Linked DNA regions of Homo sapiens: region 1 is linked to region 2. Evidence: chromatin contacts called from ENCODE Hi-C or POLR2A ChIA-PET data. All regions are on one chromosome and are shown on one strand. The core of a region is the stretch at or near the end of the contact, and the rest is flanking DNA. Distances in the headings are between cores, read along the strand shown.

Region 1 (3,384 bases), core at 524-3,023, 340 kb before region 2:
ATTTGTTTTCTTTGCTGGGAGACAAACATATTTTCGAAAACAAATTCCAGTCTGAATAGGAAGGGACTATTTATTTGGCAAAGCAGTGTGTGTTCCCACATGGGAAATTATATATAGAGAGAGAAGCACCAGACTGTGCAGGGAAAAAAAGTTTTAGATTCTCTAAGGCTGTGACCTGGGTGAAAGAACAGGGTTTTCCCCACATACTTGGTTTGAAGGCCATGGAAAGTTTGCATTCCATGGGTTCTGAGCACTGGGCAGGCCCCAGAGTGCTTTCATAGCCCTCTGTGGTCTGTGGTCTGTGGTCTATCATGATTCTACCTCACCAGTCCACTATCTCTCATTCCCCAAATGCACAGTCTCCATTCCAATCAACTGTTTATCCTACTAATGTAACAAACTTTTTCCTTGTCTGTGCAATTTCTCACGTCCATCGGGTCTGTTTCTAAGCTCTCAGACCCTGCCCCCTTCAAGCCCAATCTGGTTGCCCCTCCCCAGAAAAACCATCTCTGGCTTCATCACTGGTTCCATGAGTTTCCTTTTCTTTGAGCTGCTCCTCCTTCCCTTCTCTTTGAATCCACCTGAAACTTGAAGACAATCTTCCCTTGTAATCTACAGTATTTTCCCCAGTGCTTCCTCTTTTTCCTGATGAGGATGACTCAAAGAATAATGAATGTTACAATTCTTGACTCAAGAACTGTATTAGTACAGAGAAGTAGTAATAATAATTTGAAGGCTACTTACAATCCCTAACTTTCCAAAGCATGGTTGATTTGAAGTCAGCTTCTTTGTTGGGGACCCCAGGCCGCATTAGGCCTTGCTAATATCTGTGGTCATCCCAGCACATGGAATAAGTTAGTTCAGCTCATATGGGTAAATTTTTCATTCCCAGGGAGTAATTTTGTTAGTGCCAACTTTAAAAAATAATACTACATTGTCTTTGGAGAAGACTTTTTTCCCAAGTAATACAAGTCCCTTTTTTGCCAGCTCATTCAGTCTCATAAAAGCTTTCTGAGGTAAGACTCACTCCCTCTTTTTTTAAGTCAAGAAAAAGTTTGCACAAAGAGAAAGCTGGAGAGAGAAGACCTTTTAGGTCTACATGTAGCAAGGATAACCAGGGAAGTCTCACTTTCACAACAAGGCCACCATGCACAGTTGGGTGGATTGCACACCGTATAACATCAGAGTTCATGGGAATGGTGCTTCCTGAGCAGTGCACAACCTCTTTAGACAGATGTAGTGGCCCCATGGCCCCATCTAGACAGCCTAGTCTGAAGTGAAGTGGAAACCAGTGCTGGGTACTAAGCAAGAGACTAAAGGGTGCTGCCTTTTACTCCTCTTCTTGGACATCCAATCTAGATGGCTCTCACTCTCTTTGTATTCTTATTTAGGTCACAGGAAGGGGAGAGTTTATCAGGCCTATCTCATCACTGTCTTCTTAATGAGGCTGTCATTTCTACAGAAGCACCAAGCCAAAATTGTTTAAAGGGTTGAGCTTTCAGACACATATGGTTACTCTGCAGCAGCATGTGTCAGAAACAGAGAGGCCACATTCCTAAAAGAGTGGGGCCAAGATATATGCATTATGGACTTAACTCCTGACACATTTGGCACAAGTTGAAAAATAAAAGAAAAAAAAACCACCCACTGTCTCAAGAGGCCTTGGGCAGGAACATACAAGGCAAAACGTTTTAGTTGTAGACAAGAAAATGCTGGAGAGTCAGCAGGGGATGAGCTGGTCAGGAAATATCCACTTCCTGTGGACACTCCCAAGTTCTCCCGCGCTGGCCAACCCCCGTTGCAGATGATCCAGCCAACAAAACACTCCACCAAAGTAGCACTGTTGGCTCAGCCAACTCGAGTCAGCTGCGCCGATGACCCCACATGCCCAAGTGGAACCTTCTGGGTTCCTTCCTGAGGGATGTTCAAATAAACCAACAAGAAAGATTTGGATAGGAAATGTGGAGTTCTGGAGGCTAGGGTGGGCAGATGTGTAAGGCTGAGGCTAAAGATGAATTTCCTGACCCTCTCAGGCACACAAACAAGGAATTCAAGTTGACTTTACTCTGAAGAAATGGCTTAAAAGAAATGTTTTTTAACTAACGGTGGGTATTTTTCAATATATGGTTGAAGAATACGGTGACTCATCTCCATTCAGATGAAAACCTACCCCTGAAGTTTGCTGCATTAAATGGGAATTAGTATGCTAAGTCCATAAACCACAACCACCATTTTCAGTGTAAATCAGACTTGTCTCTTAAATTAAAAAAAAAAAGCAATTGCAGCAAGGAGTCATGATGAGATGCCTTGCCTTCAGTGGAAAGGGAAGTATGTTTTCTCTGGCCAGCCTACACAAAATCAGATACTTAATATGATTACTGAGAAGATGGAAAGATTTTCAGGAAAGACTCCTATTGCTCAGCTCCTACCAGCCTGCAAAGGAGTAAGTAGGAAGTCAAAAGGACCAGCCCACTAAAAGAAGGCTGAAAACAGGATCTCTGATTCCACTGAGCAGTTCTGTGAAAGCAGAACATACGAATGGATGGGTTAGGCTGGCAAGAAGTTCCATCAACCAACTAAGCAACCTACTTATTTTTAAGCACCTACTACAGGAGCGTGCTCAAAGGTAGGGTTGCTGCTCTCAAGAAGGGGTTGCATTTTGAGCCTTTGGCAAACCAAGAAAACAAGAAATGCTACAAGCATTTCCAACAGAAATTAGTTACAGAGGTGATAGAAGAGCTGAGATGCCAAGGAAGGACAATCCAATGACCCGGAGATGAGCACCAGCAGGAGGCCCTCCATAGCTCCTAGGTTGAAAGCAGCATTTCCAGAGGCACTGAGGCTGGGGTGAGGAGGCAGAGGTGGAACCAAGGTGGGTCTGATCTGTGGAATCTGGAGCTATGGAGGAGACCCAGCTGTTGCTGGAGAATGAGTTTGAGGCAGAGAATGAGAGGGAGAAACACCCAAACTTACCCTCACTCCCCACTGCCAATGCCTCACCAGTGCCTGTTGTTGACTGCACCAGGCAGAAGCCATCTCACACAGGAACCTGGGGAAGGCAGCCTGCAGGGGTCAGCCCCACAGCAAGGCAGAGCAGAGGAAGGGCAAGGAATAGATATGAGGGCGAGTAGGCCCAGGCCTGGCATGGTGAATGCATTTGGATCATTTTTTACCTTCACAACAATGACCTCACCTCGCCCTGGGCCAGACCATGACAAATCAATTGCAAGCCACAAATGCTGGCTGGGATGGACTCTAGGGTGAACCTCTGCCTCATCTTCTCGCCAGTTATTTAACTCAATTTGGGCTTAGCTCAAGACCCTAAGGAGGTCCCTTAATTCTCTCAGGAGTGAAGGAACTATTTGTAGCCTGATATACATACTG
Region 2 (3,613 bases), core at 326-2,825:
TTATTATTTTAACATACACTTAGTTCTTTGGAATCTTGGGGAAATTAAATATGATATTAAATATGATTATACAGCAGAGGGTACTTTTTTGGATATTTATCAGATTCTATAAGGATAAGATACTCCTGGACAGTAAATTGCATGATTGGGAAGTTCATTAACTTTTCCAGGCCACTGTATCTGATAAGTTAGAAATGTAATATATGAAATTGTGATCTAAGGTATTATACTTCTGGGGACATGGACAAATATTGTACATCTTGTTTACAGATATAAATGATCACAAAAGTCTTTCATTGTAAAGTAACCAGTATACAGTCATCAAGGAATATAAAGTTTATATGAAAAATCGGGAGTGGCTCCAGATATTTCTTTTAACTTGCTAACTTGACTAAACATCTTAAAGTTTGAGTCAAATAGTTTACATTAACTGGAAGTCATTATTATTCACGGATATGCATTTGCTTTTAATATTTTGACATTTGTGAAACACTGTTAAAATAATTGCTTATTAGAAAAGATCTTTTTTCCATAAGTTTTTTTGTTTTGACAGTGATGTGAAATTTGAAAGTAAAGAACGAACAGCATGTAAAGGAAAGATTGCCATATCAGGTATGCTATAAATGAATCTTTTATATTGCTGAATAAATTCTATAACGTAACTACATGGTGGATTTTGTTTTATGCCCTGTCTCCATTCTCTTCATTTTGTTTTTCATACCTCTATCAGAATATTTGTTCTAAAACACTGTTTTTAGCATTATATGCTACATTGATATAGAACTTTAGAGTTTAAGAAAACTGTTTCATATGTTACATACTCTACAGTTTTCTCCCTAGTGCAGTCTTGTAAAATAGGTAGAGTAATTGTTATTTTCTACAGACTCAGAGGCTAAGTGACTGAGCTAGGCCAAACCCAAGTCTTTTGACTCTGTTCCTTTCCTGCTCAGAAGCTATAATAATGTTTTTAATGTTTTGTCTAGGTCAGAAGTTCCATGAGGTTTTGGTACCATGTTTATTTTGGTCATCACTTTACACCCAGAAGCTAGCATGGTGCTTGGCTCATAGTAATTGCTCAGTGACTCTTGGATGGATGGCTGCTCTTCATTGCCTGTAGTGTAAAGACCAAACATTTTTCTCCAGTCTTCCATTTTGACCCAATTTTTTTTCTAGTCATATCTTCTATTACTCCTAAACATAAGCTGTCGCCTTTAGCAGACATTTCTCTCCTTGTCCTGGCAACATAACCCATGCTTCTGACACCCAATTAGCTTGTGAAATAACTACATTCTCTTAAATATCTGTTTGTTTATCTATATATAATATAATCTCTGTTACCGTTCCAACTAGAAAGGATGTTTCCTTTCTCTCAATTCCTAATGCAGTTAGGAGACCCTTCACCACTAGATGGCACTTATGCTGTGCAGTCTCAGTTTCTCCAAAGTGTTCAGGAAGCTAAAGACAATGGCTTGGAGATGCCACAGATTGAAATGAATACATGGCTGACTCGTGTGTACACTAGTCAGATAATGCACTTTTACAAATATTTTCTTATCAGTACATTTTTGAAACAATAGTATATACCTCCATTGGTCCTTAAGTAATCACTAGGTTATTGGCTAAAAGTCTTGTACTAGAGAGCCTGCTGCTACATTTGAGGTACTGTCACCTAAGGAACTGTTTCTAGTAATATTTTTCTGGATAAACAAAATTATCACACAGGACGGTAGACCTACATTTTACAAAGTACGTAAATGGCCAAAATCTGAAGAATTGCATTCAGCTAAGCAAAATATTCTTCAGAAAATAACTGGAATATGTAAAAATTTGTTGCTTGTTTTATAGTTATTTATATTTGTTTTTATCTTTATAATACAAAACAAAACATGTTTTATCCTTGTATTCTTTTGCTATCAAACATGTATTTTTATGTGGTATTGTTCATTATGTGCAATAAATTTTTTGTGAATAAATTACTATAGATCTTTGAGATTTTATAAAAACTAAACATATCCTTCATTTCTTGCTTCTAATATAGTGTCACTCAGTATATAAATGACATATGTTAAGTTGCTGTTAAACACTCAAATGCCATGATAGTCAACATCTATTGTCATTTCATAACAGTTTATTGATTGTAGCAATTCATAATATTAGAAATAACTGTACATTTAGAAGGAGGCTCAAGTAAAAGTATTTAAAATAAAATAAAAAACTATTTCCTGCCCACAATTACTCAAGTGTAAAAATTGAACTTATTTCTGCATGTGTTTCTTCTTTCCAAAAGATAATTTTAAATTAAGGAACGGAAACTCTGAGAAAATCGGATACTTACGTAATGTCTTTTCATCTTTGCCTAGACTTAATTATATCTTGTATGTGTTTGTAAAAACAAAATAAAAAATGAATTCACCTTTATAAATCCATTTTTTCTTGATATTGGGATGAAAATGTGACCTTTGTTTTGGTAAAGATGAATATTTGCAACAAAGTGTCATAATGTTTTGAGATTACATTGATAGCCAGAAAATACCTGGGTTTTCTGTTTCCAGCTACATCACTCCCTGGCCAGGTCTTTATGAAACTAAATCACAAATTTATTATTTCTGCTGAACATCAAATATTTACCATATGTAAATGTAGTATTTACCGTAATTATATTGTGGTAATTAGCTTAGTCACCGACTACTAATTTAATGAATAAACCAAATCAGTTCACCAAGTACCTTAGTTTTCACTTTTGAAAATGATAGACAGACTTCTGGGACTTGATAGCATCAAGTCAGCTGTCTTATTATGACTCTCCCAGTTTACCATTAAAATGGCAATGAAGACATAAAACAAGACAAAAGTTAGAGTACTGTAAACTGAAACTGAGCCATTTGCAAGAATCTGGAAGGAAGTTCTATCATTGGAAGCTGAATTCAGAAATAGAGTTGATGGGTTACAAATCCATTGCTATCTGAAGAGCACAAGACTACCTGGAAAATCGGTATCCAGCTTCTCCTCTTGTGGAGCTGATATCTACCCTCCTCTCTTCGGCATGGGATAGAAGAAGGCTGACCCACAGGTTGTGGGTGTACAGCAAAGGAAGTCAGGATCCATGTCCCTCCCATGATAGTGTAAATAGTTAATGCTCTGTTAATCCTAACAGAGCAAGAACAGCTGTGAATAAGTACAGTTGTGAAATGAAATGAGTCAGCAGCTGTGGTCAAGCAAGAAGAAGTGGACTTTTTGGCAGGATATCAGCCAAGTCATAATTACAAAACAATAAAGCATTCTCATAAAAATCAAAAACAAAATTACAATGTCTGTTATGCCAATATAATTTAACAATTTTAGAAGTTCTAGCTAAAATAATAAGAATAAAAGATGAAACTATTGAAAATAAATTCATAGGTGGGAATTGAGCAATGAGAACACATGGACACAGGAAGGGGAACATCACACACTGGGGACTGTTGTGGGGTGGGGGGAGGGGGGAGGGATAGCATTAGGAGATATATCTAATGCTAAATGATGAGTTAATGGGTGCAGCATACCAGCATGGCACATGTATACATATGTAACAAACCTGCACGTCGTGCACATGTACCCTAAAACTTAAAGTATA

What was found. Hi-C counts contacts between places; a loop is a spot of excess contacts on that map. ChIA-PET counts read pairs that join two places held with the same protein, here RNA polymerase II (POLR2A). Pooled maps may share reads with other maps.
Region 1: a loop to region 2 is called in a map of chondrocyte, with 3 times the contacts of the local background. The contact joins two enhancer-like sites. A Hi-C loop is called at or near these places in 3 of 168 maps with a recorded cell type or tissue (MCF 10A, PC-3 and chondrocyte) and 3 of 50 pooled maps. POLR2A ChIA-PET finds 5 or more read pairs at or near these places in 1 of 52 experiments (MCF 10A).

Annotation. Positions count from the first base shown.
Region 1 is chr10:62,581,345-62,584,728 of GRCh38, reverse strand. No RefSeq gene overlaps it. Among named protein-coding and RNA genes, the nearest start is that of ZNF365, 210 kb to the right of the region's middle. Within about 2 kb of position 1,773, at least 13 of the 41 ENCODE cell types and tissues checked have a DNase peak (open chromatin) inside an H3K27ac peak, as active enhancers do.
Region 2 is chr10:62,242,998-62,246,610 of GRCh38, reverse strand. It overlaps RTKN2 (rhotekin 2), which reads left to right. Exons shown (of 12, transcript NM_145307.4): 3 at 554-612. Among named protein-coding and RNA genes, the nearest start is that of LINC02621, 14 kb to the left of the region's middle. Within about 2 kb of position 1,575, at least 7 of the 41 ENCODE cell types and tissues checked have a DNase peak (open chromatin) inside an H3K27ac peak, as active enhancers do.